Linked DNA regions of Homo sapiens: region 1 is linked to region 2. A link is a loop called in an ENCODE intact Hi-C map of the cell type or tissue named here. Cell type or tissue: dorsolateral prefrontal cortex. All regions are shown on one strand. Links, peaks and the distances in the headings refer to the core of each region. The heading gives the core; the rest is flanking DNA.

The links. A loop is a pair of places that touch in the nucleus more often than their neighbours do. Peaks named below come from ENCODE experiments on the same cell type or tissue, not always from the same donor. Only the 100,000 strongest peaks of a DNase experiment are listed, where the experiment ranks them.
Region 1: it touches region 2 in a loop (2.8-fold over the local background); 41 of 110 quality-filtered maps call a loop at or near these places.

Annotation. Positions count from the first base shown.
Region 1 is chr18:26,796,081-26,812,080 of GRCh38, reverse strand. No RefSeq gene overlaps it. Among named protein-coding and RNA genes, the nearest start is that of AQP4-AS1, 61 kb to the left of the region's middle. In dorsolateral prefrontal cortex, for the core only: CTCF peaks have their summits at 7,263 and 7,464 (motif pointing left); a DNase peak (open chromatin) is centred at 7,440.
Region 2 is chr18:26,955,572-26,971,571 of GRCh38, reverse strand. All of the region lies in intron 4 of CHST9 (carbohydrate sulfotransferase 9), which reads left to right. It overlaps LOC124904275 (a long non-coding RNA gene), which reads right to left and starts at 1,289. Exons shown (of 2, transcript XR_007066323.1): 1 at 1,214-1,289. RefSeq lists enhancers at 13,838-14,424, 14,425-15,012. In dorsolateral prefrontal cortex, for the core only: a CTCF peak has its summit at 8,072; no DNase peak of the experiment used is centred there; H3K27ac peaks cover 1,689 bases.

The DNA.
Region 1 (16,000 bases), core at 2,788-10,787, 160 kb after region 2:
CTTCACTGAGACGCTAGATGACTTCAATTTGAACCCTTTAATTATTCTCTCTTAAATTTCCAATCTCCCTGCTTCTCATGGTTTTCCCCCTTTTAATCACATTCAACCAGAAGTGTCCTCTGAGACTAACCTTTTCCCTCAGGGTTTTATCTCACTCTTTCCCTCCTCGGGTACTTAATAATAATTGCCTCTCCTCACATATTCCGCCTCTCCCTGCCCCTGGGCACCTTCCTTCCTTGGTTTAAAAATACAACTCTTGGCCAGGCATGGTAGCTCACGCCTATAATCCCAGCACTTTGGGAGGCCAAGGCAGGAGGATTACGAGGTCAGGAGTTTGAGACCAGCCTGACCAACATGGTGAAACCCTGTCTCTACTGAAAAAAAAAAAAAAATTGGCTGGTGTGGTGGCGTGTGCCTGTAATCCCAGCTACTCAGGAGGCTGAGGCAGGAGAATCACTTGAACCCAGGATCTGGAGGTTGCAGTGAGCCAAGATTGCACCATTGCACTCCAGCCTGGGTGACAGAGCGAGACTCCATCTCAAAAAAATAAAATAAAATAAAATAAAATAAAAATAAATAAATTATAAAAATACAACTCTTCCCTTGAACCTTTTTTGTCATCAAGATTAAGTCCCATCCCGCTCCTCTTCTTTGTTGAGCTTCTGGAAAGGGTTGCTGTAACTCACTGTCACCACATCCTTCCATCTCTTTAGCCTTCTTATCACTGACTATTGGGTTTTTCAATGGCTTTTGGCTTCTCTAAGGCACCAGTATCCTCCTAATTACAAAATCCAAAGACCTATCCTTGGATTTTCCCTTCTGTCTCTCCTCAGTATCCAGCCCTGTTGCCATCTTCTTCATGAAACCCCTTTCTACATTGACTTTCAGGAACATATTGTCCTTTTACCACCCCAATTATTCCTCCCACTTCCTCTACTTCCTTTGCCTTGAAATTACCTCCAAGGTAACCATGTCCCCAGCACATGGGATACACAGGGATCAATGCAAATAAAACTCTGCCCCAGTTTTATCTGTAGAAGCTAACATTCTAGGGGGGATAAAAAATAACACAGTAATTAGGCAAATCATTTAGCATGTTAGAAGGTGAATCAGGTATAATTATCTCTCTTATAGATGAGAAAATGGACGCCTAAAAGAATGAATCATTTGCATGAGTACATATAATCAGGATCAGGATTACTCCAATCCAGCACCCTGACTCCCATCACCACGCTACACAACATCTCCAATGCCCGAGAAAAGACCTCTGGAAAAGAACTTCCCTCGTAGAAAAGGATTCTGTGCAGCTGAGCCTGACTTTTCCCTACACTTTCCCTAGTGCATATTCCTTCTTTAGGACCCTGACACCACAATACCTAGTCTGGGTAGTATGTTACTCTCCACATAAAATTCCAACCCAAAATAGAAACGAATCACCTAAAGATGGCTTTGTTTTCCTTCACTCGCATAAGAAAGACAGACTGAAATTTTGAAAAATGTCAACACCTAAGGAAAAATGTAACTTAAAAGTATGAAGAAAATACACAAATCATACAAAAAAAGAGGCATGAATACGGTTAATCTTATGAAGTACAGGGTTCTGATTTAGGCAGGAATACCTAAGTGACTCATGCAACCCACCCATTCCATCCTTCCCTCTGCTTTTGGAAAATGTCTATAAATAAGTTCCCCAAGACTTTTGTGTTGTCTACTTCAAAGCTGGGGCACACAGCGGAAGGCAGGCTGAACTCCCATTGTAAGCCCATGATCTGGTCCTTGCAGGTACAAGTCATTAACTCCCCCTCCTATGAAACAGTTATCATTATGCTTCCACTCCTTCACCCAGTCCCCATTAAACTAACGGTCCTACCAAATAAAGTCTACCAAGTAGAAGTTCTCAATAGAATGACAACTTAACTAGGTGAGGATCCATAAAAGTTAGTTTAGTTCAATTAAGCAAACAATTATTCAGCTCCTATTACATGCCAGGTCCTGATACAGAGTAGTCATTTAATCAATATTGGTTGAATGAATAAATGAATAAACGAATAATTAAATAAATGCCTTGTTGTGTGCTAAGGCTACAAAGGCGAATGAGACATATCCCAGCTCTCAAAGAGCAAGTTCACCTCTCAGGCTGAACATGTACACACTCAAACTTCAGCATATTCAAAAATGAGCTATTCATCTTTTTTTCTCTCTTTTGAGACAAGGTTGCACTTCGTCACCCAGGCTGCAGTAGTGTCCTGCTTCTGGTTCACTGCAGCCTCCACCTCCCTGGGCTCAGGTGATCCTCCCACCTCAGCTTCCTGAGTAGCTGGGACTAGAGGCATACACCACTAATTTTTGAATTTTCTTTCTTTTTTTTTTTTTTTTAGAGGTTTACACCATGTTGCCCAAGCTGGTCTTGAACTCCTGGGCTCAAGTCATACTCCCACCTTGGCCTCCCAAAGTGCTGGGACTAGAGGCATGAGCCACCACGCGTGGCCTTCATCTTCTTACTAAAAGTAAACTTTGTTCTCCTTTCTTACTTCCCTTATGTTCCCAATCTCATTTAACCTCAGAGTTATTCATACTTCCCTCTCCGTGGGCCCTGACATCTTCCAAGTCCATGGCCTCATTTTCCTTCCCATGATCACTTTCCTAGGTCATGATTTATGAGTTTTCATCTGAATAATTGCTGTACCTTCGTGACTGGACACTCCAGCTCGTCTGTCCTGTCCTCCACCCTCACCCATGCCACCTACTCTCCACCTTGCCCCCAGAATTGTCTTTCTAAAACGTAACAATCTCAACAACTTTCTTGTTCAAAAACAATGCTGACTTTTCATCATCCCCTACTGTGGTAGTCACGCCATCCATGATAAAACAGCAGCCTCCATCTCCAATCTTACTGAAACCATACTCCCTTTTCTTACCTGACTTCCACACACCCTTAGCCCAACCTCATTGGATTATTATCTGCCCTAGAGCAGGTTCTACTCCCTTCAGCCTCTGTGCATACATCTGGGCCATCCCTTCCCCCTGAAATGCCCTGACTATGGGCCATGGCCATTATGGTTCTATACCTCCTCCAAGGCCTGACTCTAATTCCTTCTACTCCAAGGCATCTTCCTAATTGGAGCGTCCTCTCTCTCCTTTATTTCTCTCAATGAAATCCATTCATACTTTCATTATGGCATGTTTCACAGTTTTCTCATGTTAGAATCACTAAATGCCTCTGTGAGACTTTGAGCCCCAGGAGCTCTTAGACTTTATCTAACTCATCCATATAATCCCCACAGTGCTCATTCCAGTTGTGGCTGAATTGGCTGGGTAGTAAAATATTTTGTCTATAACTGAACTGAGCATACATAGAATGATGCTAATGAGAAGTGACTGAGGTTTAAACCTGATTTTTAAATAGAATAAAATAAACAGTTTCCTTTGCATGAAGAGGAGTTAGTACCCTGGTCATGAACTCTCTCAATCTCATCAGTCTTCCAGGAAATACATAGTCTTCTGGGAAACCCCCATAATTTTCCTACAAATGCAAAGCCAGATTCACAGGGGAGACTGGTGAGAGAGTTTCACAAACTCAAGCTTAATTCTTCACTACTACATACACAACTCAAGGCACAGGCCCTGCAGACAGTAGGTCAGTAACAGCAACACTTAAAGACAACCCTAGTAAAGGACAAACTTGGTGGAAAATAATACAAAAACATACTTTTAACTTGTCCAATGCCAGTTTCTGAACAGTGCCAAAATATCACCTCTTGAAGATGAGAAGGCATTGGAAGAAGGGGTAAAAAGAAGGGAATTGAGACGTTAAGGGTATTGAGACAAAGAGGAGGACCCACTACCATCTGCCATGTTCTGCAACCTAATGTTTCCTTCCTGGACACCAATATGGCCCTTCACACCCTCTTGATTTGACCAACAATTTCTGCATCCCATCCCTGGTCACACATTAATGGTTAGCCTGCCACTTTCTTGGATAACTACATGGGGTGTGGCATCCCCTTTAGACCCCTGACTCTAGCTGTTAGTCATATCTTTGATGGGAATAGAAAGATTTATGGCCCTGATCCCATATTCCTAAATCACCTCCAGCTGATCAGTCTACTGGTGAAAGAGACTCAAAAAGATGAATCTAGAGAAAAGATTGCCATGAACAATATGTACTTGCCTGATGTGTTCCCTCTATATCAACCTCTACATTAACCCACCAATGGTGGCTTCAGCCACAGGATATAGGAAGATCTGAACATGCAGGGCCATTTCTCCACAAAAGAAACAGGACAAAAATGGAAGATAATTCCTACTTGCTGGATGCCCTGACATTGACATCCCCTCATTCCTTGAATTTACAGTCAACAGTAAACTTGCACAATCGAAGTTAATCCTAACATAACCTCCTCATTGAAACTCATAACGCTGTCAGGTTCTTTTATCCCACCCTTCGCGTAATGCACACCTCCAATCTTGCCCCACGTGAATAATTTCACTGTACCATTACTGATACCAGCATTCAAATGATTTAACAAAAAACATAGCAAATTTTTTCTTAACCCAAATCTAGCTGATCAAAATTCTGATTAAACTTTTGCACAAAAAAAAATTTGAAGAAAAATTTAAAGGACAATGAAAACTAATAGATATTCAAGTTTTTAGAAAATAAACTTCTAGAGACTGTCCCAGGATCAATCCATATTTAGCCCAATTTCCTGCAACTTCTCCATGTAAAATATCCTACAATGAGAATTTATAGTCTGACTGGCAACCCTCAGGCACTGTAAAATTCTTAATCATCAAAAATGCAATTATGCTCACTATACTGTAATTACTAAGGAAAGAGTGCACTCATACATTTTACAAAGATTTTCTAAAGAGAGGAAATGGTAGGTGGTGGGGGGAGAGTTTCTAATTAACTTTCAATTAATCAGAAATTCAAGTATAACCAGAAAACTCCACTTCTTAAACATTCCATGAGCACTTGCTATGCACCAAGCACTCAATTACAATAAATTGGTAAAGTGCAAAAAAAAAAAAGGCCATTTCCTAATTGATAGATGGAACCCCTTTCTGGAAATTCAATTTAACAGATGATTCCACTCTGGGTTTGTACATCAAGGGAGGTCATATGTAAGTACCCAAAGCTTTGAAATTTTTCAACATTTTAGACGTCTACATCCAAATGAGATAGCAAGAATAGTTTACAAGTTTTATCTTCTGAAATCATGAAGGGTTTCTGTTTGCCATAGGAATGTTTTAACTGTAATGCAGCGTTTCAGTAGGGACACACCATTTATGCTGCAAGTGACACACACACACACACTCAAAAACCCTCAACTCGGACTAAATTAATAAAGGATATTTGTTGAATCGTAGCTGAGAAGGCTGGAGGAAGATGCGGTGAGTTTGGATCCAGCAACTGGAAAGATATTGCCCAGGGCTAAGTTCCATCTCTCGCCGTTGGGCTGACTTGCTCCTAAAGCTGCCTCACTCCAGATCTCACATTCTCAGGCTTCTTCAGGCAGAGGAAGGGAGGAGTCTCTTCCTATAGCGTTTGGAAGAAGTGCTACATTTTCCTTACCCAGAAACCCCAGCAAATAGCTCCTCAAGTCTCTATGGTCCTGATTTGTTACAGATCCTTCAATGAGCCAATCACAGGGCCAGAGCAGATGGGATGGTCCTGACATTGGCCAATCAGGGGCCACTCTGGAACCAGGGTAGGTTCAATCTTACCCAATCACACAGGGCTGAGAAGGAAGGAAGGTAGTTTCCCCAAAAGAAACTTGAAGTACTTTTAAGGAGAAAGGGAGATTGATGGCTAAAATATAAATACATTAATGTCTAACTAGACTGCCAAATACAAAGCAAACTCTGAGGGCTTTACTCTTACTTGCCAGTCTTGGCATCAGATCAATCGTAATTTTCATATCAGAACTTTTTTTAAAAACATGTTTATTTCATGGAACTTTCCAGAGTGAGGGGTGAGAGGGTAGAGATAGCAACCTAAAGCTGCCCTCATTATTCTAGCATTCTGGTATACTGGGGCAAAACATCAGAGACCCTGGGCATGAAATCTCAATTACCTCTTTGGAAAAAATAGAAACTAGTGGTCAGTCCCCGGAATACATAGATCAAAATTTTTTAATAATACTAATAGCTGACATTGGTTATGTGCTTGCTATGAGCCAGGCACTATCAGCCCATTACATGCATTAACTCATCTAATCCTCACAGCAACTCTAGGAAGTTGATCCTGTGATTGCCCTTATATTACATATGAGAAAACTGAGGCAGAGAGAAGTTACCTTATCCAAGGCCACACTCCTACGAAGCGGAAAGTCCAATATCTGAACCCAAGCTGTACCGCTAGAGGAAGAATAGGTCATGATTCAAGAGTCCAGGGCTTTATTCTGGAGTATAATTTGCCTGTTGGTGGAAAGGAACATTTCTGGATTTGATCATTGGTGCTGCTACTTAAATCTTCTCCAATCCAGCTTCAGGGGAATGCATTCCAAATTCCTAGAGTCGGAGAACTATAAAATACTAAAAATCCAAGGTCAGCCTCTTGCTGGGAGCCCAGCAAGAGTACCTTTTGCCATAGGAGTGATGGGCTCAACAAAATATTAATAACAGCAGGAGAGGCAGGGCCAGCGTGGGCAGCACAGGTGTCTCTTCTTTGGGTGAGAAATCAGAGTGAATAGTGCCAGGTATAATAAAAAGAAACTGTAATGGCCTCCAAGGAGAAGAGCCTGTGCTGCCAAAAACTGTCAGGAGTAGGATGGGGAATTCAGGGACTTCGCCCTTAGATTCTGCTGGGTGGAGGATCTGAAACCAAAGACTGTTATTGCCACCCTTATGATTGTAAACTGCACTTTGCAATTTGTCCCTCTAGCCGGTGTGACCTGAGAAAGTAAAGGTTACATATTATGGGACATAATTAAAGGAAAAGTATTACATTAGCAGATGCTGAGAGTCCTAGCAATTACCATGATTTCATTTTTTAGCTATTCTTTTCTACTTTTTGCCCAAACATTAGACGACAAGGATGGAATTCTAGAATGGCATTTGTTATAAAACACACCAGCCCATTACACTAATTCTCCTGACCCACTGGAAATGGAGCGAATACAAAAGACAGAGTCTTCAGTCCAAACCCAGTGCAGATTCTGACATGCACATGTGATGAAAATCCTACAGCTGAAAGAACTAAAGCAGCAGGGGCTAGCCAGCTCAGACACCACAGGAGGGCAAAGAGAAGCTGAATGAGCAGTCCATGCAGCTGAAGACCAAATGTTGAAACAGTGTCAAAGGTGCATTAAAATGCCTGCTGCTGGTTTCCATGCACATTGTCTTCTGCAAGCTTAAATGACTGAAAGAAAGATCCAGGAAAGGGACCAGGAATTTCTGCCTTGGTGTCCAGGCTCGCTTCCACCCAGCCTAAGTGACAGCTGGCTGCAGTGTGCCTGCCACCTAATGGTGACACCAGTTGCTTTTTTATTTAAGAGGCTGATTGCACTTTTCAAAAAATCTAAATTTCTTTCCTCACTCTAATTTAAGTGAAATGATAGGAGTATAAATTGCTTTGTTACAGTTCCAAACAGTAGCCCTGCTTGAATTTTTTATGGCTCTAATGAAGATCCTGAGTATCCTTTTAAATATTAAAATTCAGATTAAATATCAACTAGATGTAATGACAGCTTAAAAAACGTTATCAGTACATTGCTATGCTTAATGAATATAAAACACGAAAAAGGCTGGGCTTCATTTACTGTGCTCCTTCCAACCCAGGAATTTCAGCCTAAATTTCCCGACACCTTCATTTTCTCCCTGAGTCCTATGTTTTAGCTGTTAAATGGGGGTGCAGCAAAGAGTTTTAGAACCAAACATTAAAATTAACAACCCTTCTTTAAGAAACACATTTTCTGCACCATCATTTTCTCTGGCCACTTATTTCTTCTTTGCATTTTATGCACACGTCTCATCAAGATGTGTTATTTGAAGGCTGCGCCCCCAAGTATGCTCTCTCTACCCAGATCTTACATCAAAGAGGTGAATTGTTAAGGAATTTACACCACATTTGGAATCAGGGTAAAATTACCAGAGAAAACAAAGGGCTAAAAACCCAATATCACACTTCATCAGGAAAAGTAATGGAAGGTGGGTCTTCCTAAATCATTTGAAAAAAAAAAATACTGTTCTGATGGGACAGAAAAAGCAGTCTCCTGGTAGTCTGTGGTTCTGCAGCTCCACCCCTTGGCAGGTGCTAAAAGTAAATGATTTCTGCATGAGCCATCCTGGATTTTTTTTTTTACATTAGATGTGTATGTGTGTGTAAAAATTTTGGTTTGGGGGATATTTTAATCTGCTTGACTGTAGTGATCATTTCACTATGTATATGTATATCAAAACATCATGTTGTACATCTTAGATATATACAATAAAAATATATTAAAAATAAATTTTTAAAATATTAAGTTTGAGGACATGGAGGATAACCAAGAGGGTGACGGAGCTGGTTTTTGGCAAGGAATCATTGAAGCAAAACTGTGAAAGGAGACATAATGATATTTGCTTTCTATTATAGGATTATCTATGCAAATGCTTTAATAGCAATTGTAATGGCATTAAATTTGCTGCCTCAAAGTGGTGAGATGATGAGATTGAAGGACACAAAATCAAGCAATTTAACCATAAGTTGGCATTTTATCCTTTCACTTTCAGCTGTCCCTCGCCACATTGGTAAAAGCTAAATGCTCAGATCACTGCCAGTCATTTTTTAAATTCTGGATGTCTTGTAAACCAAGCAAATCTCCCTACATATGCAAGATCCATGGTGACATCACACAACCACATATTAATAAATTTTTATACAACATCCTCAAAGGCAGGATAAATTATATTTAAGAAAAATAATACCTTGGTTAGAAATAATGGCTGGTATTGCCAATAAGTAAGAGGAAGCAGTGTAGGGAGAGGGGAGTGTAGGGTGCTGTGGGATGGCCTCTGCCTGCAGCTGTCTGCAGCCCAACTTGATTTGTTACCCAACTTCCAGAAAGAGCCTTAGGCTGCCAGGGCCTGGCTGAGCCACAGAGGCTGAATTGGGACATGCTGAAAAAGGCCGACCACCTCATTGCTGTGTGCTTCTTCAAGCCAGAGCTTGTTTTCCTGCCTTCCAGAGAGGAAAAGTAGGCTGTTGGAGCCTAAGCTGTGTCTCCCATGAGCTCAAAGAGCTGTGGCTTAAAGTCTGTGGCTCTGGGCTTATGAGTTGTCAGCCACTTCAAAGGCACTATTGGGGTCTACCTTGGGATTGTTTCCCTTTTCAACCTTTTTTGTTTTTAGCTTAGACTTCAGGCCGTTTTGGTCCTTGATAAATTCATTATTATAATTGTGGTCAATAAAGAGGTTTCTCATAATGGACAATAAATAGGTAACAACAACTCAAAGGGGGATAGTTTCATATCTAAAATCCAGGTAAGAAGGTTAGAAGTTTCTGGACCTGTGTTAGTTCCTCAAACATTTGTACACATCTTCAACATGGTGACTCACACTTTCTTCCTATTATAAAGCACTACTATTGTGTATTGCCGCTTGGCTTACTCCCACTCCTAGAGATCCTAGTTGTAAAAGACGGAGTCTAGACAACAGTATTTTTTTAAATTTTCCCAGATATATCTATTGTACTGTCAGGATCAATGGTCCTAATTTTATTTTATTTTACTTTGTTTTTATTTCTAATTTGTTATTTTTAATTTTTGTGGTTACAAAGCATCTCATGTACTCATACTATGTGTATATATTTATGGGGTACAAACTATGCTTTTATATAGGCATGCAATGCGTAATAATCACATCATGGAATATGGGGTATCCATCCCCTCAAGCATTTATCCTTTGTGTTACAAAAAACCCAATCACACTCTTTTAGTTATTTTAAAATGTACCATGAAATTATTATTGACTGTAGCCACCCTGTTGGGCTGTTAAATACTAGGTCTTGTTCATTCCTTCTAATTATTGTTTTTGTATATTTTGACCATCTCCACCTCCTCCCCACACCCCTGCTATCCTTCCTAGCCTCGGGGTAATCATCCTTCTACTGTCTGTCTCCATGAGTTCAATTGTTTTGAGTTTTAGATCCCATAAATCAATGAAAACATGCAATGTTTGTCTTTCTGTGCCTGGCTTATTTCACTTAATATAATGACCTTACGTTCTATCCATGTTGTTGCAAATGAAAAGATCTCATTCTTTTATACAGCTGAATAGTATGCCATTGTGTGTAAGTACTACACTTTTTTTTTCCATTCATCTGTTGATGAACACTTCAGTTGCTTCCAAATCTTGGCTGTTGTGAACAGTGCTGCAGCAAACATGAGGGTGCAAATATCTCTTCAATATACTGATTTTCTTTCTTTTGGGTACATACCTAGCAGTGGGATTGCTGGGTCATATGGTAGCTCTATTTTTAGTTTTTTGAGGAACCTCCAAACTGTTGTTTGGAGTGGTTGTACTAATTTACATTCCCACCAACAGTGCACGAGGGTTCCCTTTTCTCCACATCCTCGCCAGCATTTGTTATTGCCTGTCTTTTGGATATAAGCCATTTTAACTGGGGTGAGATGATATCTCATTGTCATTTTGATTTGCTTTTCTCTGATGATCAATGATGTTTAGCACCCTTCCATATGCCTGTTTGCCGTTTGTATGTCTTCTTTTGAAAAATGTCTCTTCAAATCTTTTGCCCATGTTTTAATCAGATTATCAGATTTTTTTTCATATGAAGAGCTCAGGTTATTAGATTTTTTTCCCTATAGAGAAAAAATTTGGTTATTAATTTCTGTCAGATGTATAGTTTGCAAATGTTTTCTCCCATCCTCTGGGTTGTCTCCTTGCTTTGTTGTTTCCTTTGCTGTGGAGAAGCTTTTCAACTTGATGTGATCCCATATGTCCATTTTGCTTTGGTTGCCTGTGCTTGTGGGGTATTGCTCAAGAAATTTTTTCCCAGACCAATGTCCTGGATATTTTCCTCAATTTTGTTTGTTTGTTTGTTTTTTGTTTTTTGTTTTTTTGTAGCTGTTTCATAGTTTGAGGTCTTAGATTTAAGTCTTTAATCCATTTTGATTTGATTTTTGTATATGGTGAGGGATGATCTAGTTTCTTTCTTCTGCATATAGATACTGTTTTGCCAGCACCATTTATTGAAGAGACTGTCTTTTCCCCATGTCTGTTCTTGGCACCTTAGTTGAAAATGAGTACACTGTAGGTGTGTGGATTTGTTTCTGGGTTCTCTGTTCTGTTCCATTGGTCTATGTGTCTGTCTGTTTTTATGCCAGTACTATGCTGTTTTAGTTACTATAGCTCTGTAGTATAATTTGAAATCAAGTAATGTGATCCCTCTAGTTTTGTTCTTTATGCTTAGGATGGTTTTGGCTATTCTGGGTCTTTTGTGCTTCCGTATAAATTTTAGAGCTGTTTTTTCCATTTCTGTATGTCATTTGTATTTTGATAGGGATTGCATTGAGTCTGTAGATTGCTTTGGGTAGTATGGACATTTTAACAATATTTTTCTTCCAATCCACAAACATGGAATATCTTTCTGTTTTTTTTATTTTTGGTTTTGGTTTTTTTGGTTTTTTTTTTTTTTTTTTTTTTTTGGTGTCCTCTTCAATTTCTTCCATGAATACTTTAGTTTTCATGATAGAGAACTTTCACTGCTTTGGATAAGTTAATTCCTAGGTATTCAATTTCATATGTGGCTATTGTAAAAGGGATTACTTTTTTCTTCGGTATAGAAATGCTACTGACTTTTGTATATTGATTTTGTATCCTGCAACTTTACTGAATTTGTTTATCAGTTCTAATAGTTTTTTGGTGGAATATTTAGGTTTTTCCAAATAAAAGATCATATTATCTGCAAACAAGGATAATTTGACCTCTTCTTTTCCAATTTAAATGTCCTTTATTTCTTTCTCTTGTCTGATTGTTTTAGCTAGGGTTACCAGTACTATCCTCAATAACAGTGGTGAAAAGTGGGCACCCTTGTGTGTTCCAGATTTTAGAAAAAAGGCTTTCATTTTATCCCCATTCAGTGTGATACTAGCTGTGGGTCTGTCATATATGGTTTTTATTGTGTTGAGGCATGTTTCTTCTATAACCATTTTTTGAGGGTTTTTATCATGAAGGGATGTTGAATTTTATCAAATGCTTTTCCAACATCAATTGAAATGATCAAATGGTGTTTGTTCTTCATTTTGCTGATATGATGTATCACATTGATTGATTTGCATATGTCAAACCATCCTTGCATCCCAGGAATAAACCTTACTTGGTCATGATGAATGATATTTTTAATGTATTGTTGAATTCAGTTTGCTAGTATTTTGTTAAGGATTTTTGCATCATTATTTATCAGAGATATTGACCTGCAGTTTTCAGTTTTCTTCTTTTCTTTCTTTCTTTTTTTTTTTTTTTCTTTTGATGTGTCTTTGTTTTTGGTGTCTGGGTAACACTGGCCTCACAGAATGAGTTTGCAAGTATTCCCACCTCCTCTATTTTTCAGAATGGTTTGAATAGCCTCTGCTATTTTTCAGAATAGTTTGAGTAGAATTTGTATTAGTTCTTTAAATTTTGGTAGAATTTGGCAGTGATGCCATTTGGTCCAGGACTTTTCTTTACTGGGAAATTTTTATCATGGCTTCAATCTCATTACTCTTTATTAGTCTGTTCCAGTTTTAGGTTTATTCATGGTTCAATCTTGATAGGTTGCATATGTCCAGAAATTTGTCAATTTCTCCTAGATTTTCCAATTTATTGGCAAATAGTTGCTCATAGTAGCCATTAGTGATTCTTTGAATATCTGCAGTGTCAGTTGTAATGTCTCCTTTTTCACCTCTGATTTTATTTATATGGATCCTCTCTCTTTTTTTCTTAGTCTGGCTGAAGGTTTATCAATTTTGTTTAACTTTGCAAAAAACCAACTTTTTGTTTTATTGATCTTTTGTATTGTTTTCTTCATTACAATTTCATTTATTTCTGCTCTGATCTTTATTATTTTTCTCTACTAATCTTGGGTTTGATTTACTCTTGCTTTTCTAGTTCTTTAACATGCATCATTAGGTTGTTTATTTGAAGTTTTTCTTCTTTTTTCTTTTGACACAGGCACATATAGCTATAAACTCCCCTCTTAGTACTGCTTTTGCTGTATCATAGATTTTGGGATATTGTGTTTCCATTATCATTTATTTTAAGAAATTTTTCAATTTCCTTCTTAATTTCTTCATTGACCACTGGCCTTTCAGGGGCATATTGTTTAATTTCCATGTATTTGTACAGTTTCCAAAATTCCTCTTGTTACTGATTTCTAGTTTTATTCTGTTGTGGTCAGAGAAGATGCTTCATAGTATTTCAGTTTTTTTGAACATTTTAAGACTTGTTTTGTGACCTAACGTACGGTCTATCCTTCAGAATAATGCATGTGCTGAGGAAAATAATGTATATTCTGCAGTCCTTGGATGAAATGTTCCATAATATCTATTACGTCCATTTGGTTCATACTGCACATTAAGTCTGATATTTCTTTGTTGATTTTCTGTCTGGAAGATCTGTCCAATGCTGAAAATGAGGTGTTGAAGTCTCCGTCTATTATTGTACTGGAGCCTATCTCTCTCTTTAGCTCTAGTAATATTTGCTTTATATATCTGAGTGCCCAGCATTTGGGGACATATATATTTAAAACTGTTATACCTTCTTGCTGAATTGACCCCTTTATCATTATACAGTAACCTTCTTTGTCTCTTCTATAATTTTTGTCTTGAAAGCTATTTTGTCCAATATAAGTATAGCTACTCCTGCTCTTTTTTGGTTTTCATTGGCATGGAATATGTTTTTCCATCCTTTTATTTTAAGTTTATGTGTATCTTTACAGGTGAAGTGTGTTTCTTATAGACAACAGATTAATAGGTCTTGATTTTTTGTCCATTCAGACAGTCTATGTCTTTTGATTGGAGAGCTTAGTCCATTTACATCCTATGTTAATATTGAAAATTAAAGACTTCTTGATATTTGTTTTCTGATTATTTTGCGGTCTTCTCTTCTTTCTTTTCTGTCTTCCTTTTAGTAAAGGTAATTGTCTTTGGTCATATGATTTAGTTCTTAATTTTTATTTTTTGTGTATCCATTGTATGTTTCATGGTTTGAGGTTACCATGAGGCCTGCAAATACTATCTTATAACCCATTATTTTAATCTGATAACAACTTAACACTGTTTACATAAAGAAACAAACAAAGAAGCAAGCAAAAAGAAAACTAATAAATACTCTACGTCTTAACTTCATTCCCCCACTCTTTAACTTTTTGTTGTTTCTATTTATATCTTATTGCACTATGTCTTTAAAGGCTGTTGTGGTTAGTATTTTTGATTCATTCATTCTTTAGTCTTTCTACTTAGGATAAAAGTAGTTTACACGCCATAGTTACAGTGTTATAATATTCTGTGTTTTTCTGTGTACTTATTATTACCAGTGAGTTTTGTACATTTAGATGATTTCTGGTTTTGGTTTTGTTTTGTTTTGTTTTGTTTTGTTTTGTTTGAGACGGAGTCTCACTCTGTCGTCAGGCTGGAGTGCAGTGGCGCGATCTCAGCTCACTGCACCCTCCGCCTCCCAGGTTCAAGCGGTTCCCCTGCCTCAGCCTCCTGAGTAGCTGGAACTATAAGGGCGCACAACCATGCTCAGCTAATTTTTTGTATTTTAGTAGAAACAGGGTTTCACCATGTTAGCCAGGATGGTCTCCATCTCCTGACCTCGTGATCTGCCTGCCTCGGCCTCACAAAGTGCTAGGATTGCAGGCATGAGCCACTGTGCCCAGCCGAGATGATTTCTTATTGCTCATTAATGTCCTTTCCTTTCTGATTAAAGTACTCCCTTTAGCATTTCTTATAGGATGGGCCTGGTGTTAATGAAATCCATCAGCTTTTGTTTGTCTGGGAAAGTCTTTATTTCTCCTTCATGTTTGAAGGATATTTTCACTGAATAGAGTAAAAGTGTTTTTCCATCAGGACTTTAAATTTGTCATGCCACTCTCTCCTGGCCTGTAAGGTTTCCAATGAAAAGTCTGCTGCCTTTGGTTTGGAGCTCCATAGAATGTTATCTGTTTTTTTTCTCTTGCTTCTCTTAGAATCCTTTCTTTATGCTTGACCTTTGAGAGTTTGATTGTTAGATGGCTCGAGATAGTCTTCCTTGGGTTAAATCTGCTTGATGTCCTATAACCTTTTGTATGTGGACACTGACATCTTTCTCTAGGTTTGGGAAGTTCTCTGTTATTATTCCTTTGAATAAACATTCTACCCTTATCTCTTTCTCTACCTCTTCTTTAAGGTCAATAACTCTAGATTTTCGCCCTTTTTTTTTTTTTTTCTTTTTGATGGAGTCTCCCTCTGTTGCCCAGGCTGGAGTTCAGTGGCGTGATCTTGGCTCACTGCAAGCTCCGCCTCCCAGGTTCATGCCATCCTCCTGCCTCAGCCTCCTGAGTAGCTGGGACTACATGCGCCCGCCACCACGCCCGGCTAATTTTTTGTATTTTTAGTAGAGATGGGGTTTCACCGTGTTAGACAGGATGGTCTCGATCTCCTGAGCTCGTCATCCATCCACCTTGGCCTTCCAAAGTGCTGGGATTACAGGTGTGAGCCACCACGCCCAGCCTAGATTTTCCCTTTTGAAGCTATTTTCCAAATGCTGTAGAAGCGTTTCACTGTTTTTGGTTTTTTTTTTCTTTCCTCTCCTCTGACTGTGTATTTTCAAATAGCATGTCTTCAAGTTCACTAATTCTTTCTACTGTTTGATCAATTCTGCTATTAAAAGACTCTGACGCATCCTTCAGTATACCAATTGCATTTTTCAGCTACAGAATTTCTGCTTAATTGATTTTAATTATTTCAATCTCTTTGTTAAATTTATCTGATAGAATTCTGAATTCTTTCTGTGTTATCTTTAATTTCTTTGAGCT
Region 2 (16,000 bases), core at 3,861-11,860:
TTCGAACATTATTCCCCTGGCAGCCATCAAAGGACATAGAGTATGATAAATGAATAAACCTTTCCTTTTAAGCCACTGTGACTTGGCAATTGTTTGTTATTGCAACACAACCTAGTCTATTCTGACTATGTCTCACATGTTCAGGAATGCCTCCTGAGTACTGACAACAATGCCAGGTGCACAGCATATGCTCCATAAGTGTTTGTTGAGTGAATTTCTCTGTCTTTATTCTGAAATTTTTACACAGCATACTTTAAATTTAAATGTGCTAAAGTTGTCACCAATATCTAGACACCAGCTTTATTCCATTGAGTGAGTGTTCTATGACTGACATGGTCAACAATCAACATTAAGTACCTACTATGCAAGTTAGGTCTTTCTTAGGGCCCCAGAGGAATAAGCCACTGTGTCTACCTTAAGGTAGTTTGCAATCTAGTTGCAGAAACAGAAGATGTGCTCAGAATCATCTGCTCCACTGTGTAGTAGTGGGTGATACATCCTAAAACTGTCCTGAGAGTTCAGGGGTGGAAGCCACTAATGAGGATGAGGCTGGTGAGAGAAGGGGATAGGAGGCTACCTGAGCTGGGCCTTGAGGACATAGACAAGCAAAAATAGAGCTGAGAAAAGATTTCTGCCAGAAGGAACAACATTCAATCACACACAAGCAGGAATAGATCTTGAAACATTAGAAGGTAACATATATCACCATGGGTAGAGGCCAGATTTCTTTGATTGCAGTGATGGATGTCTATGTGCTGGCTCCACGACTTTAGATGAGTCAGTTAACTTCCCCATGCTTCAGTTTCCTTATTTATGAGGTGGCAATTATGATGATACCTTCCTCAGCCAGGCGCATTGGCTCACGCCTATAATCCCAGCACTTTGGGAGGCCGAGACAGGAGGATCACCTGGGCCCAGAAGCTCAAGTCCTGCCTGGGCAACATGGTGAAACCCCATCTCTACAAAAAATACAAAATTAGCCAGGTGTGGTGGCATGTGACTGTAGTCCCAGCTACTTGGGAGGCTGAGGAGGGAGAATCGCTTTAGCCCCAGAGTCAGAGGTTGCAGTGAGCCGAGACTGTGCCACTGCACTCTAGCCTGGCTGACAGAGTGAGACCCTGTCTCAAAAATAATAATAATAATAATAGTACGTACCTCAAAGGGCTGTTGTGTAGTTTAAATGAATCAATACATACAGCATTTAGAATTGTACCTGGCAGATAGGAAGCATTCATTTGGAAAGAAGAGTTGAGAGTTGAGCAGATCTCAGATTTTGCAAGATCTTGAATCTGAAATAAAGCAGTCTAATGTCATTCTATAAGCAAAAATACTTTCCATTTGCAGCTCAAAGATTTTGATCAGAAATCTGTATTTTAGAAGCTTAACATCACAGCAGGGTGAGTCTGGGTTGAAAGTGGGAGACACTGGAGGCAGAGACACTGGTTTAGAGGCAGACATGATAATCTCACTGTGGGCAATTTTAGGCACCCAACCATGGTAATGGCCAAGGAAGAAACATGCTGGAGACGCCCTGGAGAAGGTGCTCTGGACCTACCAATGGGTCATGTGGGAAAGGAAACAAAGAAGTAAATGGCCCCAAAATTTCAGGGTCTGGATGACCAAGAAATGTAATGATAACACTGACCAAAATGGTGAAGATCAGAGGGGAACAGATTTTAAGGGAAATATAACAAATTCTATTTTAGACACTAAAGTATCAAGATCAAACTATTTAGAAAGAAATTAGATACGATAAACTGAAGCTTAACTTAAGGCTACGCTCAAATGTCACTCAGAAAATCTTCCCCAAATAACTTATCTAAAATACCTCCCTCCTCCCTCACTCTCTAGCTCATCACCCTAATTTATCTTCTTCATTTCACTTCATGGCACAATAAGACCGTATACATTTGCTTATTTGCTAATTGTTTGTATGCTCCTCCCCAACTCTCTAATGTAAGCTCAGCAAGAACAGGAACCTTTTCTTCCTTATTCATTGCTGTGTGCGCAGAGCCCAGGAGAGTGCCTAGCCCGGTCGGTTTTCAAGAACTATTTTGTGGAATAAACTCATCTTTATCTGGGAGCTTAATTGCCAAATATATACTCACAACCCAAGGTCACCTTCAACCTGTATAGAGACTTCTATCCTTTTATTATTAGGGCTTAACACACACACACACACACACACACACACAGAGAGAGAGAGAGAGAATCAAAAAAGGAAGACTAGCTAGTAAAGAGTATTAAAATATAAGACTGCATAAATTCGTGGCCAGGCGCGGTGGCTCACGCCTGTAATCCTAGCACTTTGGGAAGCTGAGGCGGGTGGATCACAAGGTCAGGAGATCGAGACCAACCTGGCTAATACGGTGAAACCCCGTCTCCACTAAAAGTACAAAAAATAAATTAGCCAGGCACGGTGGCGGGCGCCTGTAGTCCCAACTACTTGGGAGGCTGAGGCAGGAGAATGGCGTGAACCCGGGAGGCGGAGCTTGCAGTGAGCCGAGATCGCACCACTGCACTCCAGCCTGGGTGACAGAGCGAGACTCCATCTCAAAAAAAAAAAAAAAAGACTGCATAAATTCAAATGAGAATGGTCAATGGAACAGAGTGAGTGTAGATAGACTTGAACCCATGTGAGGATTTTGTGTAAGTGAAGTGGTAATCAGTAGAAGAAAGATAGATGTTTCAATCAACATTTTGAGCAAAACTGACCAGCCACCTGGAAGAAAAACATATCTGGATCCTTTCCTCAAACATTAAACCAAAATAAATTTCAAATGTGTCAAATTTTTAACCATAAGGTAAGAAATCATCAAAATAATTGTAAAAGTCATAGAAGAAAATAGCTCATTTTTAAAAAACAGCTGTGGATTGAGAAAAGCCTTTCTAAAAATGGTATGAAATGCATGCACCATTGTAGAATATTTAATGAATATATACATATTAAAGACATCCACACACATGCAAACAAATTTTCATGACTTCAAAAGACAGCAGACTTAAAACTTATTTAGAATTTGGCACACAGGTATCTAATTTCTTTAAAGTGCAACAAAACTATTATAAATAAAAAGTAGATGTGTGGAAAATGGACAAGCTGTAGAAAAATAAACACCAATGGTTAGTAAACATAAAAGCACCGACCTCACTCATGATTTTTTTAAACGTTGGTTAAAAACATGAGATAGCAATGCCAACAGTTTCAAAGTCTGACAATGCTAAAGCCTAGAGGATGTGGGTGAAATAACAAACTCTCATAAATTGTTGGTGGGAGTGTAAATATATATTACTTATATAATATATCTTTTTTGGTCATGTAGCAATAACAACCAAAAATTTCAATTTCCATACTGTATTAGTCAGGGTTCTCTGGAGGGATAGAACAAATGGGATAGATGCATATACGAAGGAAAGTTTATTAGAAGAATTGAGTCACAGGACCACAAGGTGAAGTCCCACAATAGGCCGTCTGCAAGGTGAGGAGCCAGGAAGCCAGATCCAAAGTCCCCAAAGCTCGAAAGCAGGGAAGCCAATAGTGCAGCCTTCAGTCTGCGGCCGAAGGCCTGAGAGCCCCTGGCAAATCACTGATGTAAGTCCAAGAGTCCAAAGCTGAAGAACTTGGAGTCTGATGTTCGAGGGCAGGAAGCATCCAGTATGGGAGAAAGATGGAGGCCAGAAAACTTAGCCAGTCTAGTCTTTCCACCTTCTTCTGCCTGCTTTTATTCTGGCCGCACTGGCAGCTGATTAGATTGTGTCCACCCAGATTGAGGGTGGGTCTACCCTTCCCAGTCCACTGATTCAAATGTTAATCTCCTTTGGCAACACCTCACAGACACACCCAGGAACAACAATACTTTGCATCCTTCAATCCAATCAAGTTGACACAATATTAACCATCACACACACCTTTTGGCCACATAATTCCACTTCTAAGAATTTAACCGATAGAATATACTTGCATGAGTACACAAAGATTACAAGAAGTTTCATTGACAAATTGCTTGTAATAAGAAATTTCTAAACACATACAATAGTTATCTGCCCACAAAATTATAGGACTTCTATTCAGTAGAATACAATGCAGTTATTGAAAACAATGAGGTAGATCTATAGGGACCAACAAAAAGGTGTTTACAATATACAGGTATATTGTAATATACAAAAGCAAAAAACAAGTAGCTGAAGAGCATCTACACCATGGCCCTACTACACGTGTAAAAAGCAAAAAGACAAATATAAATATCCCTGTAAATGCAACATAAACTTTCAGAATGTTAGATAAGCAGTCCCTTATATAAGCAGCTTCCTACATAGCATTCAGAAAGCTTTCATTGCATATACAAGGATTTTTGTATTTGTCTTCTTGCTTTTAAAGACATAGGGGGTGTGACTAAGGGTGAAGTGACCCTTTTGATTTTTGCCTTACACTCTCTCAGTATTGGAAACGTCTTTCATGATGAATATGATTAGTGTTAGAATTCACAAAAGGAAGAATAAAGCCCTCAGTGTTTCAGTCACACTCTCCTTTTGACCCATCCCCCAAAAAGCGTATCTGTAGTGTCTGCCTGAGACTGAAATGACAAGTCCCCAGGCCAACCCGAGATATCTACCAACTGGAACATTAGGAAATCATGTCAATTTCCAGAATCTTCTGAAACTCTGCAAGAGCTTTTTTTTTTTTTTTTTTTAAAGAAAGTAATAATTAAGTATTGTTTTCTTATCTCCAGTAATCATCAAAAACTTAGCCAGGGACAACCAGAAATCCTAAAATAATTCATGTGCCTTAAAATAACCAACTTTCCTTCACTTGTTCAGTTGATAACAACTTGGGATCTTCTCCACCACTGCCAGGGGAGCTAGGAAGCTGAAAGAATGACTGGCAAGGCTGTGTCATGACAGAAAGGTCTGTGGCCAATCCATCTGAAGGTCCAACCATTCTAAACAGCTATGTCACAGGTACACATACAAGTGCACACATGAACGTGTGTGTAGTAAGAGAGAGAGATTCCAAGCCAGTATCATCATTTCATCAAAGACGTTTAAATCCAGAAGTACTATATGTATTATTTATATTCATGCCTTGTTTCAAAATCATTTAAGGCAAAGAGATGAAATTTTTAAAATCCCCAAAGATCTAGATTATTATTCTTGCAACTTAAAATGAGTGTATATTTCTGCTTTGGGGTCTAAGACACCAATAACATATTTTTAAGGCTTTAACTCGCTTTTGCTGTGCCTGATCTTTTCTAAGAATTTAAAAGAGATTTCTTTAGAAAAATGAAAGAATATTTTCAATTATACTTTGTACTTGATTTTTTAAAAGAGCTGTCATATAAAGCATAGTTTTATAGTGTCCCACCTTTTTAATACATCAGAAAAATCATTAAAAGTTGTCAAGATTGGATTTTCCTAACTTACCCTTTCTACACTAAATGATCAATTGAGTCTATCAATTGGGATTGCCAGACACTTTAGAAAGAAATAAAAACAATTAGTTGGGAAAATTAAAAGCAGCATTATGAATAAACTATTTACTTTTTGCCAAACTGTGCAACATTAGGCATAGGAACTGAGGCATGGATCATATTATGTCTATTCTGTTTTAATTGTCAATCTTGTCTCACTGGATGGTAGTCAGGGTTCCAAAGGGTTTTTTTGTTTCCTCAATGTCTACTTCTTTGACACCCTTTCTTGTCCTCCTATGAGATGTTTTCTTCCTGAGTCCCTCACTAGGCCTACCAGTTGACCATGAGGCTCTGATCTCTGTGAGTTTATTCAGCATCTGATGCTACTAGTATAAGATCTTCTTACCCTTAACTCGACAGATGATTTTTGCTGTTGCTGCAGGAGTGAAGAGGAGAGTGAACATGTGTTAAGCTCTTCTAGATACATGGCACACATTATTCATTTAGTCTTCATAGCAATACCATGCAGTAAATTTTATTGTTATCACATCTCTCTGATTTGCAATCAGTGGCTTAGAGATGTTAAATAAGTTGCCCAGTGTTGCTCAGCTAATGGTGGTAGCGCTCAGACTTGAACTTAGGTCTGTGAATTCCAAAACCCATGCTACAGGCCAGGTCAAACTAAAGGGCAAGCCAGATGGCCTGCTTCCCAGGGGTTCTAATCTATAAAAAGCACAGGACATTACTGGAGTAAATCAGTAATGTGTTGTCAGTTCACTGAGGTTCTCATACACAAATCTTCACATAGTTATAAACTGATGGCACTGCTATGGAGCTACACTGCTCCTGCAAGTGGAAATAACACTGCCACCAGCACAAGTACTTGCTACCTCAGTTGAGTATTTTTATGAAACACATTGCAGGCCGCACAGTGCAGCTTCGGGCCATGACCCACCAGCCAGGGGACACTCACATGAGTCTCATAATCCATTCACAGTCGGCTCAAATTCTAAACCCAAAAAATGCTGGTCCAATGCTTGTAATTGGGAATGCATTCAGTTGTAAATAGTTTTCATAATAGCTTCCCAAGAATTTCATCACTTTGGACAACTACAAATAATGAAGGAAAGAAATAAATCACGATTCTGGACATTAAAGCAGAGGAAACCCTCTTATTTTCTAGTCTAAGGCTCCTGCCATCGCCATCTGACCTTCCTTCTGACCACTAGGCAGAAAGACCTCCCATCTTCGCTCCTTTCCCTGTGCATTTGTCCCTCATGTCACCTCTTCCTCATCCTGTTTGCTTCATGCTCTCTTCTTCTGCTGTACTCTGAAACACAGGGTCAATCCTGCACATTTCCTTTAGTCTTGTTCTGGAAGGGCACAGCTCAAAGCTCCTCCTTCTCCAAGAAAGTGTTTTCCATCCTTTCCCACATCACAGCACACATGGAAGAAGGTGGTATTTGTGTAGCACACACAGTGGACAAGACTGCTCTGCTGGAGGTGGGAAGGCAATGAGCTTAGAGATTTGGGCTGGCCCAGGCCCTGACTGGTAGACCCAGAAGCCAGGGGGCAAATACAGAGGCATACCTGTTTACGGCCCACAGTCTGCTGCCTGAGAAGCTCTGCCCTGAAGAACACTAGAACTTCCATAACTGTAAGCTGGGCCTAGATCTGATTTTCTCACTTATTGTAAATACATCAAGAAAAATAAAGCAGCAGATATAAGTAACATGCACTAAATGGGAAATAGGAATTTGAAGTCCTATTTGTTTGAAGTCCAGAAAAATATTTGTTTCTGGAGAGAAATAATAAAACAGGTGGGCGGTTGAGAATGAACATACATTTCATGTAACCAATACCTTGTTAAGGTCGTCAACTGAAAATTATAAGAGCTGCCTCTGAAAACATCCATAAAGTATTGCACTAATTTCTTAGTGGCTAAGTTAGATATGAGCAATAAAATAAAGGAAATTATATGGATTTCTATTTGGTCTCCAATTTTTATAAAGCATTAGAACGTTAATAAATGTTGTCCAACTTGTGTTAGCCACATCAGCGTTCTGCTTCTATTTTTTATTTTAAATGTCTGTGGTTTTCCTTTAAATTAATCAAAAATGCTCTTCTTATGAAACTATAAGAAGAACTATTTGCTTCCCTGGCTACAAATATTTAGATTACATAATCACTTTTTCTTTCCTTCTTAAGGTTGTGTTAAGTGAAAGAGATAATGCATATAACAGTAGTGACTATATTTATTGAGCACTTACTATGTGACCTGCACTACTCTAAGTATGAAACGTGCATGATATCGTTTAGTCCTCATGAAAACCTCAAGAGGTAGGGATTGTCTCTGATAATCTCCATTTTAGAAGGCTAAATCAAGGTTTACGGATGCTAAGGAAATTGAATTGCCTGAAGTCACATGGCTACTAAAATGAAGAATTAGTCCTGGAACCCAGTCTCACTGACACCCAAGTTTGTGATCTTACTCACTACATTCTACTTTTACAAAATATTCTTTGAGTTGAAATAGATGTTTTCATTTGTAGAGACACTGAAATAATTGTTTCCTTTTTTTTTTTTTTTTAATACTCCTTAAAAACAGAAGCTGGAATCTGCGCTGCCCAGCACCCTAGGGCTCTGTGAAGTTTTTCCATTTGAACAGATGGGGGAGCTTGTAGGCAGCTAATCTTTTCATTCTTTGTGTTCTTAAAAATAGACCCAACGGCTCAGTAATAAGCACCAACATTAATGTTTGTTTAGTCCTGGTGATGACTTACCAGGACACAGAGTTTAGGAGTTTGGAGATCCTGCCAAGCTTAGCGGAAAGTGCACATCTAGAAGAAAAGGTGCAAAAGCAGCCCATGGTTCCAGGAAATGGCAGAGGAGTGAGTCCTTCATGTCAAGTTTTGGAAAAATGAGATTTATCAAATGTTTAATAGAAGACAGTTTGAGACAGTGGAAAGAACTCTATGTTGAGAGGCAGACTGACTTGGGTTCACATATGACCCCATGAGTGTTTTTGTTTGTTTCATTCACTCTATGCCCAATACAGTGCCCGGTACATAATATGCCCTCAGTATTTTCTGAACGAATGACTAAATGGGTGAATTAATAACTTACTGAACCCTCAATTTTCTCATCGAAGTAATGGGTGTTCCTCAGAAAATGTCAGCTTTAAAGTTTCAAATACACAAAAAAACTTTTACAAAACTGTTTCTCTGGCTTCATCCCATCTCACGAATGATTTCTAGAGGTCTTGAGTTTGTTCCACCTGACTCATAAACACACCATCTACCATCTATCACCTACCACCTGCCAGTTTTCTCCCCATTTATACCAGACACCTGCGGAGATACTGCCTGAAGCGGCCTTGGATCTCAATACCCAGGTGATAAGCAAACTACCCCAGGCGATGGTGATGCCACCAGCCTTTACTCTACCAGCTCCCAGCAGCTGCACCTGTCCCCAGGTGAAAGGCACCAACTATCAGTAAATGTCCCAAAGGAAACAGAGGCCACATTCAGATTGAGATAAGTTAAAAAAAGATTATATAGAAAGAGACTACAATGCTGAGCGCAGTGGCTCACACCTGTAATCCCAGCACCTTGGGAAGCTGAGGTGGGTGGATCACTTTAGGGCAGGAGTTCAAGACCAGCCTGGCCAGCAGGACAAAACTCCATCTCTACTAAAAATACAAAAACTAGCCGGGCATGGTGGCAGATGCCTGTAGTCCTAGTTACTTAGGAGGCTGAGGCAGGAGAATCACTTGAACCCAGGAGGCAGAGGTTGCAGTGTGCTGAGATCGCGCCACTGCACCCCAGCCTGGGCGACAGAGCCAGACTTGGTCTCAAAAAAAAAAAAAAAGGAGACTATAATTTGGGATAGGAGTAGAGGGAGCAGCAGACCACGGAAGATAGTATAGTAACCCCAGGTTAGTAACAGGAGAGTCATTAACACCCCAGGCTGGAAGAGTCAGTGGGTGTGAACAGTTATGGGAACTAGAAAGGGAAAATTCTGTAAGCTGTGTCTCAGTTTAAAAGCTGGAGCCTTTTGGCAGTTTTTCCTGACACCCCCAGGCCAACTTTGGCCCTCTTCATCTGAATGGAGACTGGACTTTGCCTTATTCCTATGGCAACTCTCACTCCGAATCTGTCCTGTGTGTCTCCCTGCCAGACTGAGAGGAGGGACTGATTATACCCTTTCGCCTTTGTATTTCCAGTAGCCAGCCCAAGACCAACACAAACTAGACTTTCAAACCAGGTATGAATGGTTGAACAAGTGGATGAATGAAGGAACGCCTGTCCTAATGTGCAAAAAAGAAAAGCATATTCAAAGCCTCACCCATGTTTCTTATCCAAAACAGAAACATTGTTCTCTTTAAATTGATGCAGTACCTTTTCCTAATAAAAAAGTTTTGAAAAGCAAAAGCAGGTCAGGCCCAGTGGCTTTCACCTGCAATTCCAACACTTTGGGAGGCCAAGGCAAGAGGATCGATTGAGCCCAGGAGTTTGGGAACAGCCTGAACAATAAAGCAAGACCTTCATCTCTACACATTAAAAAAATTAACTGGGTGCAGTGACGCATGCCTCTAGTCCCAGCTACTTGGAGGCTGAATTGGAGGGATTGTCTGAGCCCAAGAGTTCGAGGCTGCAGTGAGCTATGATTGCACCATTGCACTCCAGCCTGGGCAATGGAGCCAGTTGCTGTCACAAGGGCAAAAAAAAAAAAGGAAACAGATGTGCTTAAATTAAAAGTAACTCTTACTCCTTTCCCACCCGGCCTTAACGTGTAACAAAGTGCTAAAGTATATCTCCTCTGACTTCTTTACATATAATCATATGTACTTTAAAAAACATATTAGTTATACACATTGTTCTAAAAATACAATGGAGGTATTGTTCTCTAGCCTTACATACAGATATGACCTTATTATTTTTAATTGCTGCACGGAGTTGTGCCTTTCCAAGCTGGACACTGAAAGCAGAAACCAGAAAGGAAATGATGTAGGCTCAGAAGTGAGGCTTGAGTTCATCACCTCCCAGCTGCAATTCCAGGCACGTTAGTATCTGTATGCCTCATTCTTCATCATCTGCAATAGCCTTATCCCACAGAAGTGCTGGGAGAACTGAGTGAAGAATGTATCGATGTTGCTGGTATGTTGTAAGCGCTTACTGAATACTAGCCATTGCTATAATATTCTTTTATTCCCTAAACATTGTACACAAGTAAAGGTGAGTGACAAATTAGGACAAATATTCATAAAACATATGATGGGCAAAAATTATTATTACTAGAAGGAAGAGAATACTCCATTAGAAGAAAGAAGTCCTGGCATAGTGGTTCATGCCTGTAATCCCAGCTACTCGAAAGGATATGGCAGAATTGCTGAAGCCCAGGAGTCAGAGTTTAGAGTGAGCCCTGATCGCACCACTAACTCCTGCCTGGGCTCTGCCCTTAACCCATTTATGCTGGAGGTTGCAATTTTTTGAATTTTTGCAATCAGACCTTGGCAATGACCTTGAGCAGTAGGATATAAATAACTCCCATATGCTTAGCGTTCCAATAATGGAATGCTAGGCATAAACAATTCTGTTGTTCTCCGATAAATTCTAAACATTCCTTAGCCTCAGCTTAATAAATAAGGAAATCAGCCTAATTTTCTTCTGCTAAAACTTGCAATTGTCTTTTAACTCCACAACCAGTGAGAACTTAAGCTCTTACACCAAACTTCAAATTTGCTAGTTCCTGAGAATAAATCCTTGTGGTAGCTTAGAGAAGGAGTCTCTTCTTATTCACTATGGATGATGTAAAATTTGCATTCCACTATCTAAGTTGAATAATTTGAAACATCAAATTATTCAAATATAAATAAAATACAACCATTTTCCAAAGTTCAAATCTTGATATTTATTTCCCTTCAACTCGAGAGTCTTCTACGCTCTCTTCTCCCCATCATCTCTCTGCAGAAGACTGCCTGGTATTTTCCTGATATCTATTTCTGCCTCCTGTGGGATGTTTTACTGGTATTTTAAACCAAATAAATGCTAAACCGAGCTTATCATCCCACCTCCTCTGTTGCTCACCAAACTTACTTCTTTAAATTGGACCTATTTCCTTATTTTTACCTTTGCATTAATAGCATCTTCTCCCAAGTAACCAAGCTTAAAATCTTGCTCCTCTTTTATTCCTTTTTTCCCCATCCTAACCCCTCATCTGAATCTTCAAATCCATTTTACTCATACAATGTGCCCTACATTCATCTACACTTTTCCATCTCTTTGCCAGGATCCCCCATCCTCAAGGTTAATCTTCCTAGGGTACCATTTGGATCAATCTTTGACTCAAAATTATTCAAGGACTCCCTCAACAAATATTATGTCAAAAAATATTTCTTTAAGTATCTAGAGTCCTCCGTGATACTGGCCCATCATACAATTTTTGCTTTGTCTCTTATTACTTTGCCAATATACAGACCACCTTTAAGTTCAGTGCAACCATTTACTGTTCCTTAGACATTCCCTGATGTGCTTTTGCTCATGCTTTTCCTTCCAGGTAAAATACTGTTCCCCTAATCTGCTTCTGTTAATGTCCTATCCAGATCAAACGCTGTCTCTTCCATGAAGTCTTCCCAGGTTCCCACACCAAACATGAATCCTTTCTTTCTGTTTTTAATATGATTTCAACTTTTATTTTAGATTCAGGGGATACATGTGCAGGTTTGTTACCTGGGTATCTTGTGTGATGCTGAAGTTTGGGATACCATTGATCCCATCACCCAGATACTGAGCACAGTACCCAATAGTTAGTTTTTCAACCCTTCCCCACCTCCATCACTCCTCCCTCTAGTGGTCTTCAGTGTCGATTGTTTCCATCTTTATGTTCATGTGTACCCAATGTTTAGCTCCCACTTATAAGTGAGAACATGTAGAATTTGGTTTATGTTCCTGGATATTAATTTGCTTAGGATAATGGCCTCTAGCTGCATCTGTGTTCCTACAAAGGACATGGTTTCATTTTTTCATGGCTGCATAGTAGTCCATGGTGTATATGTACCACATTTTCTTTATCCAATCCACTATTGATGGGCACCTAGGTTGATTTCATGTCTTGCTATTGTGAATAGTGCTGCAATGAACATATGAGTGCATATGTCTTTTTGGTAGAACAATTTCTTTCTTTTGTATATATACCCTGTAATGGGATTGCTGGGTTGAATGGAACTTCCATTTTAAGTTTTTTGAGAAATCTTCAAACTGCTTTCCACAGTGGCTGAACTAATTTACATTCCCACCAACAGTGTATAAGCATTCCCTTTCCTCCATGGCCTCGCCAGCATGTGCTGTTTCGACTTTTAGTAATAGCCATTCTAACTGGCATGAGATGCTATCTCATTGTGGTTTTGATATGCATTTCTCTGATAATTAGTAACGTTGAGCATTTTTTCTTGTGTTTGCTGACAGCTTCCTTTGAGAAGTGTCTGTTCACATCTTTTGTCCATTTTTTAATGAGGTTGTTTGTTTTTGCTTGTTCAATTGTTTAAGTTCCTTATAGATTCTGGATATTAACCCTTTTGAATGCACAGTTTGCAAATATTTTCTCCTGTTCTGTAGGTCATCTGCTTACTTTGTTGATGGTTTCTTGAAGCTCTTTAGTTTAACTAGGTCCCACTTGTCAATTTTTCTTTTTGTTTTTTTTTTTTGCAGTTACTTTTGAGGGCTTAGTCATTAATTCCTTCCCAGAGCTGATGTCTAGAATCGTGTTTCCTAGGCTTCCTTTCTTTTTTATCTGTGCCAATCCTATGGGAATTTTCATTACTCCTCATTCTTTTAAGAGTCAAAGAACGTAAACAACTATAAGCAAATTTAGTATTTATATCCCTGTTATGCAATAAAGACAAAACAAAAGCCAGGGAAGTGAAGTAATTTGCCAAATATCATATAGCCTGGCAAAGTCAAGACTAGAAATGTCTGAGAATCAGGCGCAGTGGCTCACGCCTGTAATCCCAGCACTTTGGGAGGCCAAGGTAGGTGGATCACCTGAGGTCGGGAGTTCAAGACCAGCCTGACTGACATGGAGAAACCCCATGTCTACTAAAAATACAAAATTAGCCAGGTGTGGTGGTGCATGCCTGTAATCCCAGCTACTCAGGAGGCTGAGGCAGGAGAATTGCTTGAACCCAGGAGGCGGAGGTTGTAGTGAGTGGAGATCGTGCCACTGCACTACAGCCTGGATGACAAAGAGTGACCCCATCTAAAAAAAGAAAACAAAAACAACAAAAAAGAAAGAAAGAAATAAGTAGAATGTAATTTTTCATGTCATAAACATAAAATGTACCTAGGCACTTTTCTACCTTTCTTTTGCACAGGTGTGAGTATATGCATACATACCTGCCTGTTCACCCAACATAACCCACACATACACACACAATCTACTCACACCACAGCTATCTTTGCAAAATAGGTAACTACAACTCCAGAAGAAGATTCTCTGATAGTGGTGAAAATTGTCATTTATTATGACGATGATGATTGTGATTGCTATTGTCGTTATTAAAGTCCAGATCTGATGCTTGGCTATTTTTTTTTTTTTTTGCAGTGTAGTTATAAACAATGAATACAGGGTTTTAAAACAAAGGATCAAGGTAGTAGCTAAGTATGACAGCTAAAAATTCCTATTTCTAAATAGCTCTCAGTAGGGGATAAAAAGCAATTGATAGCTCTCTTTGGGACAAACGTACTGAGATAGCATGTCTACACTATCTATATTAGTACCTGGTCCTCTTAGCCATCTGTCAAAGAAACAGACTGACTTCAACCAACAGTTTCCATAAAACTCATTTTCTAGACAAAGAAACTGAGGTTTGACAGAGAATGAAGTATAGGCTTGGTGAGAGAGCATTCTGAGCTCCGTAATTCACTTAGCCTCTGGGCTCCTGCACCCCTCATCCTTTTTATTCTCAGTGTTTCAGGGCATTGTTCCTTCAGTTTGCACTGGGTTGGTTGGAGGTAGGCACCACAGGTTTGATTGATACAGCAATTTGCATCTCAAGGCATCGCTCGATAAATACAGTGCAATGAAAGGCTACTCTCTCACCAGCCAATTTCCCCCGCTGGGCTGACTTTAGAAGCTCATTGATGTCACTTCCTTCCTCAGTCAGCAAGTGAATTTTCTTTAATTCTCAAGACCAGCTGTCCATGCTGTCAACAGAAAGTTATTAAAATTCCTTTAAAGTGAATAAAAATAGCCTAAAAGCAAATGTACTTGGAAACAGGAAAGAATCAGTATGCAAAGTCCACAAACCTCTGAGCAAAATAATGTTGATCCAACCAGAGATTTCAAACATTGTATATTCAAGTTGCTAGAAAAAAATAATTAAAAGATGCTAAGCCACATACTTCTTAATCTTTTATTAGCAAAGGCTTATATAGTTAAAACATATCCCCCTAAATTTCATTCCGCCTTTTCAAGTATGATTTGAATAAATTTGAGAATGACTTAAGTTTTCGTTAAGTGGGATTCCCTCCTCTTTTCTTGCATAGGCCAGAGAATATTGTCATCTCCACCAGGCTAAGGCTATCCATAAGCAAGAGACAAACATTATCATTAGCAGAATCATAACCACTAGGACCACAAAAATAATATAATTGTGTGTGTGTATATATATAAAAAATTGTATATTATATATATAATTGTATATATGTACACAATTATATTATTTTTGTGGTCCTAGTGATTATATAATTGTGTATATATATATAGATATAATTATATATGATATATGTATATTTGTATATATGATATAATTGTGTGTGTATATATATATATATATATTTTTTTTTTTTTTTTGAGACAGAGTCTCACTCTGTCGCCCAGGCTGGAGTTCAGTGGCGCAATCTCAGCTCACTGTAACCTCTGCCTCTTGGATTCAAGCAATTCTCCTTCCTCAGCCTCCTGAGTAGCTGGGACTACAGGTGTGCGCCACCACACCCAGCTAATTTTTAGTAGAGACAGGGTTTAGTATTTTCAGTAGAGACAGGGTTTTACCATGTTGGCCAGGCTGGTCTTAAACTCCTGGCCTTGTGATCCACCTGCCTCAGCCTCCCAAAGTGCTGGGAGTATAGGCGTGAATCACTGCACCTGGCGCTATAATTATATATTTTAATTTATTGGAATTTTACTAGCTCAAGGGAAGAGGTAATTTTTTCTCATATTTAAATGGCTATAACTCACAGAAATGAACTATGTGGCTCCTGAGTCCCCCTGATCCTCAACTGACTGCGTGACCTCAGTCACTGGAAGATTGCCCTGTTACCTTCTGAATCAGCCCTTGCTTTACCCTTCAGGCCCCCAGCAGCTGAGCTCCTGCCTTCTTTCCTGAGTTGTACATGACCTGGTACCCAAGTCCCTCCAAAGCATGGATATGTTCCTTACCACCAGTAATCACCTGCCTCTTCCTTATTTGGACAGATGTCATGAATGCTGGACTCCCTCTGACCTTTTGCCAAGGAAACTTGTATCCAGCCTCTCTTGTCATCCCCAGACACACCCCAAGCTTGTGTCTTGGGTTCTTCTCCAGTGCCTGGGCT